Linked DNA regions of Homo sapiens: region 2 is linked to region 1. A link is an interaction called in ENCODE POLR2A ChIA-PET data of the cell type or tissue named here. Cell type or tissue: A673. All regions are shown on one strand. Each heading gives the region's core, and the rest is flanking DNA. Links, peaks and the distances in the headings are about the cores only. Region 1 overlaps C16orf96 (chromosome 16 open reading frame 96). Region 2 holds the start of LOC124903636 (a long non-coding RNA gene).

Region 1 (4,385 bases), core at 200-4,199:
TGGGCGAGAGAGCAAGACTGTATCTCAAAAAAAAAAAAAAAAAAAAAAAATAGGCCAAGAAGACCAGATCTAAGATTTACAAGAATTTAGCATATGACCACTACAGGAAGGATGGATTACTCCACAACCAGTGTTAGGAAAACCATTTCAAGGAATAACAGTAAGTCTTAAGTCCGATAGCAATCCTCTAGATGACACAAGGCAGTAGCACGGTGACAAATGCAGGATGGGAGCAAGATCTCATGACTGTGTCTCTGTCTTGCTCTCCACCATGTGACTTACATGTAAGACTTAGGTTTCCCAGTGTCGTTTTGGGTCTTGCTCTGTCCCCCAGGCTGGAGTGTAGTGGCCTAATCATGGCTCAGTGCAGCCTTGAACTCCCAGGCTCAAGTGATCCTCCCACCTCGGCCTCCTGAGTAGCTGGGACTACAGGCGTGTGCCACCATGCCTGGCTAATTTTTTTTTTTGAGATACAGTCTCGCTCTGTCGCCCAGCCTGGAGTGCAGTGGCGCAATCTTGGCTCATTGTAACCTCCGCCTCCCGGGTTCAAGCAATTCTTCTGCCTCAGCCTCCTGAGCAGTTGGGACTACAGGCGTGTGCCACCATGCCTAGTTAATTTTTGTGGTTTTTTTGGTTTGTTTTTTGTTTTTGTTCGAGGCAGAATTTCACTCTGTTGCCCAGGCTGGAGTGCAATGGCGCAATCTTGGCTTACTGCAACATCTGCCTCCCGGGTTCAAGTGATTCTCCTTCCTCAGCCTCCCGAGTAGCTGGGGTAACAGGCGTTTGCCACCACACTCGGCTAATTTTTTATTTTGAGTAGAGACAGGGTTTCACCACATTGGCCAGGCTGGTCTTGAACTCCTGACCTCAGGTGATTTGCCTGCCTCGGCCTCCCAAAGTGCTGGGATTACAGGCGTGAGCCACCGTGCCCAGCCAATTTTTTTGTATTTTTAGTAGAGATGGGGTTTCACCATGTTGGCTAGGCTGGTCTCGAACTCCTGACCCCAAGTGATCCACCCACCTCAGCCTCCCAAAGTGCTGGGATTACAGGCATTAGCCACTGCGCCCAGCCAAAATAATAAGATTATAAAACATGAATATAGCCTGGCATGGTGGCTTGCACCTATAGTCCCAGCTACTGGGGAAGCAGAGGTGGGAGGATCACTGGAGTCTGGGAGGTGGAGGTTGCAGTGAGCTGAGCTCGCACCACTGCATTCCAGCCTGGGTGACAGACTGAGACCCTGTCTCAAAAAATAAAAATAAAAAGCATAAATAAGGCCAGGTTTGATGGCTCTTGTAATCCCAGCACTTTGGGAGGCTGATGGGGGAGGATCCTTTGAGCCTAGGAGTTCCAGATCAGCCTGAGGCAACATAGTGAGACCCCTGTCTCTACAAAAAAAAAAAAAAAAAAAAATCCAGGTAGGTGGTGTCACCTGCAGTCCCAGCTCCTCTGGAAGCTGAGGCAGGAGGCTTGCTTGAGCCTGGAAGGCTGAGACTGCAGTGAGCTGTGATCAAGCCACTTTACTCCAGCCTGAGTGACAGAGCAAGAGCCTGCCTCAAAAAATTAAAATAAAAAAATTAAAATTAAAATAAAGAGGAGGTAACAGAGACTCAGCAAAGAAACGAGCCCAAGCCTGCTGGGCTGGGAGGGGGCCTGGAGTGGCTGTGGTTCAGAGCCCAGGCTTTGGAACAGACGTGCCTAGGTTTGAATCCTGATTCTGCCACCTGCTGGTTGGATCAGTTCCCTGCGGTTGCTGCGGCAAATCACTCTTGGGGTTCTGGAGGCGGGAATTCTGAAATCAAGGTGTCATAGGCTGTGTTCCACCTGAAAGCTCAGAGGGGCCTCCTCGCCTCTCCCAGCTTCTGGTGGTTCAAGGTGTCCCTTGGCTTTGGAGCAACTTGGATGGAGGCCGGGGTCATTATTCTAAGTGAAGCAACTCAGGAGTGGAAAGCAAAGACTGCATGTTCTCACTTGTAAATGAGCTAAGCCATAGGTGTGAAAAGACAGACCGAGCAGGATAATGGACACAGGAGACTCAGGATAATAGAGAGAGGGAAGGATAGAAAACTACATATTGGAGCCAGGCGCGGTGGCTCACACCTGTAATCCCAGCACTTTGGGAGGCTGAGGCAGGCGAATCATTTGAGGTCAGGAGTTCGAGACCATCGTAACCAACATGGTGAAACCCCATATCTACTAAAAATACAAAACTTAGCCAGGCGTGGTGTTGGGTGTCAGTGACCCCAACTACTCGGGAGGCTGAGGTGGGAGAATCTCTTGAACCCGGGAGGCGGAGGTTGCAGTGAGCCGAAATGGCGCCACTGCACTCCAGCCTGGGCGACAGAGCAGATTCTGTAAAAAACAAAACAAAACAAAACATGTTAAAGATACCCATTCACTTCTGTTGACACCCCAGTGGCCACACTAAGCTATAAGAGAGGCTGTGAAATGGAGTCTTGATTCTGGGCAGCTGGGTTCCAGCTAAAAGTCCAGAGTTCTGTTCGTAAGCGTGAGCGGGACACCCGACAGGAAGAGAGAAGTAGAAGCCTGTTTGCAGCTTTGCAGGAACTATGGCCCGACCCTCTGGGGAAATGGAGGCTCTTCCCAAGCTGACCAGCTGCTGCTCCTATTACAATGGGGATGTAGTAATTGGAGAGAGGGTGGAATTCATGGGGGCAGTTGGTTCTTTGTGGAGTTGTGGGGATAGGACGTGAGGTTTTTCCCTAACGCTTGAGCACAGTGTGTGTGGCTGTGATAAGTGCTCAGTTCATAGTAGACTGGAGTTCCTGCTGGGACCCCAGGACAGATCAGAAGTAGTAAACATGCCTTAAACATCCAGGGAGCGAAATCGTCCACATTGGTTTGTGCTTTCCTTCCTTGGGTCTAACTCCCCGTGGAGGAAAGTTCCTATGATACCATCTCTGAGGGGACAGCTTGTCCCAAGTCGCACGTTCCTTCCCTTTTCATCTGGGCACCTGGAGCCCTTGAGCCTGAGTCTTGTAACGCCCATGCCCACCTGCCTGCTGTCCACACGGCCTGCTATCCCTCCCCAGCATATGGTAATGGTAGAGGTGGGAGGTTGACATTTTATCCTCAAGGCTCTCCAGGATGGCAGACATGCCTGTGCTTCTGTTCTTAGACTCTCCAGGCTCAAATCAAAAGACTGGAAATGAACAAGGTGAATAAGAGCACGATGGAGGAGGAGCTGAGAGAGGTGAGTGAGCAGAGGTTCCTCTGCCTTCCCTGCTCCCCTACCCAGGGAAACGGCACCATCCAGGCAAAGCCCACCAAAGAGTCTTCCAGAATTTCCCTCCCCCTTTGTTCATATTGAAACCAGGAGTTGGCTGGGCGCAGTGGCTCATGCCTGTAATCCCAGCACTTTGGGAGGCCAAGGCGGGTGGATCACCTGAGGTCAGGAATTCGAGACCAGCCTGCCTGGCCTACATGATGAAACTCCGTCTCTAGTCAAAATACAAAAAGTAGCCAGGCGTGGTGGCAGGTAACTGTAATCTCAGCTATTTGAGAGGCTGAGGCAGGAGAATCACTTGAACCTGGGAGGCAGAGGTTGCAGTGAACCAAGATCATGCCATTGCACTCCAGCCTGGGCAACAAGAGCAAAAACTCTGTCTCAAAAAAAAAAAAAAAAAAAGAAAGAAAGAAAAAGAAAGAAAAGAAAGGAAAACAGGAGGCACATCAACTCCCATTTTCAGCAATTGAGGATTATTAACACTCTACTTGAAAATCACACATCAGCTGTGCACAGGGTGGCTCATACCTGTAATCCCAGCACTTTGGGAGGCCGAGAAGATAGGATCACTTGAGGCCAAGAGTTTGAGAACAGCCTGGGAAACATAGGAAGATCACATCTCTACAAAAAAATAAAAAAATGAACTGGGCATGATGGAACATGCCTGTAGTCCCAGCCACTCAGGAGGCTGAGGTGGAAGGATCCCTTGAGCCCAAGAGGTGGAGGCTGCAGTGAGCTATGATTGTGCCACTGCAATCCAGCCTGGGCAACCTTGAACAAGATCCTGTCTCAAAAAAACACATAATAATAAAATACATCAACTTCCCTGTTATAGGAAAACCTTGGCTTTGATCTCGAGATCGTGTTTGAATCCACGTAGACCCCAGGGTTGCATTTAAGCCAAGGCTAAAAGTCCAGAGTCCCAAACTAGAAGCATCAGACCCAAGGGGTGTGATGTCTCCCAGCTTTGCCTTCCTCCATCCCAGCAGCCATGCCTCCCTGAACTCCCTGTCTCCCTAGAAAGCTGACAGGAGTGCCCTGGCAGGCAAGGCAAGCCGCGTTGACCTGGAGACTGTGGCCTTGGAGCTGAACGAGATGATTCAGGGCATACTCTTCAAGGTCACGATCCATGAGGAC
Region 2 (4,385 bases), core at 319-4,318, 91 kb before region 1:
TATAATCCCAGCACTTTGGGAGGCCGAGGTGGGCAGATCACGAGGTCAAGAGATCGAGACCATCCTGGCGAACATGCTGAAACCCCATCTCTACTAAAAATACAAAAAATTAGCTGGATGTGGTGGCACGTGCCTGTAATCCCTACTACTCGGGAGTCTGAGGCAGGAAAATCCCTTGAACCCAGGAGGCAGAGATTGCGGTGATCCAAGATCACGCCACTGCACTCCAGCCTGGCGACAGAGTGAGACTCTGTCTCAAAAACAAAACAACAACAACAACAAAAAACACAAAAAAGGCTGGGCACAGTGGCTCACCTTGTAATTCCAACACTTTGGGAGGCCGAGGCGGGCGGATCACTTGAGGTCAGCAGTTTGAGACCAGCCTGGGCAACATGGGAATACCCTGGCTCTACTAAAAATACAAAAATTAATTGGGTGTGTTGGCACATGCCTGTAGCCCCAGCTACTCAGAAGGCTGAGGCACAGGAATTGCTTGAACCCAGGAGTGGGGAGAAAAAGGAAATATTAGGGGACATTTGTTAAGTTTATATTTTTTTCTTTTCTCTTCTTTTTCCTCTTTTTTTGAGACAGAGTCTCGCTCTGTGGCCCAGGCTGGAAGCTGGAATTCAGTAGTTCAGTCATAGCTCACTGCCGCCTTTACCTCCTAGGCTCAAGTGATCTTCCCACCTAAGCCTCCTAAGTGGATGTGACCACAACTGCATGCCACTCCCTCCACCCCCGTCTGCCTACCAGCTAATTCAAAAAAATTTTTTTTTGTAGAGATGGGGTCTCCCTGTGTTGCCCAGGTCAGTCTCAAACTCCTAGGCTCAAGCAATCCTCCTGCCTTGGCTTCTCAAAGTGCTGGGATTACAGACATGAGCCACTGGGCTCAGCCATTAATTTTAAATTGCAAGTGACATATTCTTTAGTTTATTAATCAGCACCATATGATGTCACAGTTTTATAACTCATTTATCTCATTTAATTCTCATACCCACCTTGTGGAATTGTTATCACTGTCCTTTACAGATGAAGAAAGAAACTCCAAGAAATTAAGTAGCTGGCCCAAGTCCACCCAACTGGGATGGGCAGAACCAGGGTTTGCTCTTGGTTGTGCCTTTCTACAGCCTGTGCCTTAACCACATCTATGTGCTGCCTCTTGGCCTCTGTGTGGCCAGTAGATTCTCTCATGGCTAGGCTCATCTTAATTAACATTTGTTGGGTGCCTACTATGGCTCAGGCTCTAGAGATCATTGTAAAATCCAGTCCACTGCCCCAGCTCCTCGTGTGTCTTTTGAACACATTAGTATTGTGCTGTGCAGAAAGGACTTCTGTGCATATGCCTGCTATTACACTTGTTGAACCCAATTTCTACAAACTTTCATTCAGATGGAGGGATTCAGTCTTCTTATCATATAATACATACAGAAATACAAATATTTAAATATTTATCTAAATTAATAGTCACATATGCCATTTATACAGTTAGTGAGTTACAGCCAAGTGACAGTTGTGATGGGAGGCTGTGTCTGGGGAGTTACATACTGGTGAGGAAACTAGAAAACATGGCTGTCGGGCCGGCACTGTGGCTCACGCCTGTAATCCCAGCACTTTGGGAGGCCGAGGCGGGTGGATCACGAGGTCAGGAGATCGAGACCATCCTGGCTAACACGGTGAAACCCCGTATCTACTAAAAATACAAAAAATTAGCGGGGCGTGGTGGTGGGCGCCTGTAGTCTCAGCTACTCAGGAGGCTGAGGCAGGAGAATGGCATGAACCCGGGAGGTGGAGCTTGCAGTGAGCCGAGATAGCACCACTGCACTCCAGTCTGGGCGACAGAGTGAGACTCTGCCACAAAAAAAAAAAAAAAGAAAACAAGGCTATGAAAATTTAACACATTGACTGGGCAGGGTAATGCATGGTGATCTGTTTTCTCTTCGCTCCAATCCTGAAAGGTTTCTTTGAAGAGCTGGAGTGTCTAGAAAGCTTTCCTAGAAAGCTAGTGTACATTTTGCTAAGTAATCACTGTGTCACTTAGATTTTCTGCTCTTTAAGTGTGGTTATGAGATGTGTTCCAAACAATTTGTTACTAACCATGAAGTTGATGAATGCTTTGCCTTTAAAAAAATAAGTTTGGGTGGGGTGCAGTGGCTCATGCTTGTATTCCCAGCATTTTGGGAGGCTGAGGCAGGCAGATCGCTTGAGTCCAGGAGTTTGAGACCAGCCTGGACAACATGGTGAAACCCTGTCTTTACTAAAAATACAAAAATTAGCCAGGTGTGGTGGCGTGTGCCTGTAGTCCCAGCTGCTTTGGGGGCTGAAGCAGGAGGATCACTTGAGCCTGGGAAATCCAGGCTGCAGTGAGCTATGATCACACCACTGCACTCCAGCCTGCGTGAAAAAGTGAGACTGTCTAAAAAAAAAAAGTTTGGCCAGGCATGGTGGTTCATACCTGTAATCACAGCACTTTGGGAGGCCAAAGTGGGAGGATTGTTGAGGCTAGGAGGTCAAGACCAGTCTCGGTTTGATTGGGTTAAACATTATCCCTGTAAGTTGGCTCTCATTCTGAGAAGTTGTTTAGAGTAGAAGAGAGGGCTGCATTTACAGCTAATTGCTAGTAATTTCACATCATCTGCAATATATTTTCTGGACACTCTGCCCGACTAGTCCTATGGGACGTTGTCATTCATGTGCAAATCAGGCCCTATATACTAAGGGAGGAAAACAGTTGAGGACCTCCTTTTTTTAGGCACTCTTGGTGCCTTGTGCATTAAGATAGTGAGTCAGAGGATAAGAAGGAAGCAGATTCCATTCCCCTTACCACTCTTTGGGTGTAGGCAGGGCCTGCTGGTAGTGCTGGGAAAGCCGACCATCCTTCTTTGAGCAAGTCCAATAGCTGCTGCTGCTAGTTCTGTCCCACCATAGGCACAGTCTATGTAGGATGAGCCAACCATATGTGGAGTTACTGGTTCTTGGTCTGGGCTTGTTCCTTTCCCCAATTTCAGTCCCCACCAGAATCTGGGCAGTCATTGTGAAGAAGCCTAGGAATAATACCTTACTCTATAGGCCTGTGGAAACGTGTAAAGATACCTTGCAGGCCCAGAGTGAGAAATTGGAGCCACCTTGTTCGATTGACCAAAGGCTTGTCCTATGGAGTTACTAATTTTACAGGAAGTTTATGTTAACATACTTTCTATCCATTGCACTACCATTTCTGAGGCACAATATATTTCAGTAGGCAGAAAGATAGAACTGCTTAGATTTTAAATACTCAATACATGCTTGACACAGTTTAGTCTATTTCTCTTCAGTTACTATGGCAGTGGGTGCTATAGAGATGTGCAGACCCTATTGTGACCTCCCTTTGGTATAGGGATGCTCTGGAGCCCCTGGCTTCATTGTCCACTAAGGTCTGGCAGGTCTGATTGCCTCTTTTCAGGCACTGAGTGGTGGGGTATGCCATCCTCCCCTGCTGGAACCAGCCTTGGCCTGCCCTGTTAGTCATCAAAAATAGATCTCACCAGGGAACAATCTTCTCAGGTTGTTGTGTAATTTGAGTGAGCCAAGGTGAGTGTTTTAGGGACAAGCAGCATCAACTTCGGAATCTTCAACTGGGCCTGAGCACTTATTTCTCAGAAATAATAGAATCTTGCTCACTTTTCTTTCTTTTTTTTTTTTTTTTTAGATGGAGTCTCGCTCTGTTGCCCAGGCTGGAGTGCAGTGGATCAGTCTAGCTCATTGCAGCCTCCACCTCCTGGGTTCAAGAGATTCTCCTGCCTCAGCCTCCTGTGTAGCTGGGATTACAGGTGTGCGCCACCACGCCTGGCTAATAATTCTATTTTTAGTAGAGTTGGGGTCTCACCATGTTGGCCAGGCTGCTCTCGAACTCCTGACCTCAAGTGATCTGCCCGCCTCGGCCTCCCAAAGAGCTGGGATTATAGGTGTGAGTCACCATGCCTGGCCTCTTGCTCACTTTTCATACTAAAACAACAAATTACAGGCTGTAGTTTAACCTCTCTACTGCATGCATAAATGCAGTGTGGTACGAGTGCCTCTGTAGCCCATAACTTCAGTTTCCTTGTTGCTAGCAGTCTGTGGTGACACTATACTAATCTCACATGCAGGAACCAATGAGGATTAGCCAGGGACACAGGAGGAGTCACCTTGCATTCAGAATGACTCAAGTTTAGTCTCAACTTGACCATTAGCTCTCTGAGTGATCTTGCCCATGTTAATTCTCTTGATCTTAGTTTCTTCAGAGCCAGTGAGACATTGCTTGAAAGTGACTTAGCCTGGTATACCCAGGTCTGTCAGACTTATAGTCTGGTGCTCTCTTGGGTGAACTTGAGGGCCTTCTGCCAAGGCAGGAATGGCTTCTTTTAAAA

Evidence for each region. Peaks named below come from ENCODE experiments on the same cell type or tissue, not always from the same donor. Only the 100,000 strongest peaks of a DNase experiment are listed, where the experiment ranks them.
Region 2: POLR2A ChIA-PET joins it to region 1 with 6 read pairs; 9 of 35 experiments call an interaction of 5 or more read pairs at or near these places.

The regions. Positions count from the first base shown.
Region 1 is chr16:4,583,899-4,588,283 of GRCh38, forward strand. C16orf96 (chromosome 16 open reading frame 96) reads left to right here. Exons shown (of 16, transcript NM_001145011.2): 8 at 3,141-3,215; 9 at 4,269-4,385. Among named protein-coding and RNA genes, the nearest start is that of UBALD1, 29 kb to the right of the region's middle. RefSeq lists an enhancer at 1,253-1,753. In A673, for the core only: a CTCF peak has its summit at 1,742 (motif pointing left); a DNase peak (open chromatin) is centred at 1,703.
Region 2 is chr16:4,492,461-4,496,845 of GRCh38, forward strand. The region is part of intron 1 of HMOX2 (heme oxygenase 2); the gene reads left to right. It overlaps LOC124903636 (a long non-coding RNA gene), which reads right to left and starts at 3,230. Exons shown (of 3, transcript XR_007064964.1): 1 at 2,822-3,230. RefSeq lists a silencer at 1,427-1,616. In A673, for the core only: no CTCF peak of the experiment used is centred there; a DNase peak (open chromatin) is centred at 2,771; H3K27ac peaks cover 701 bases.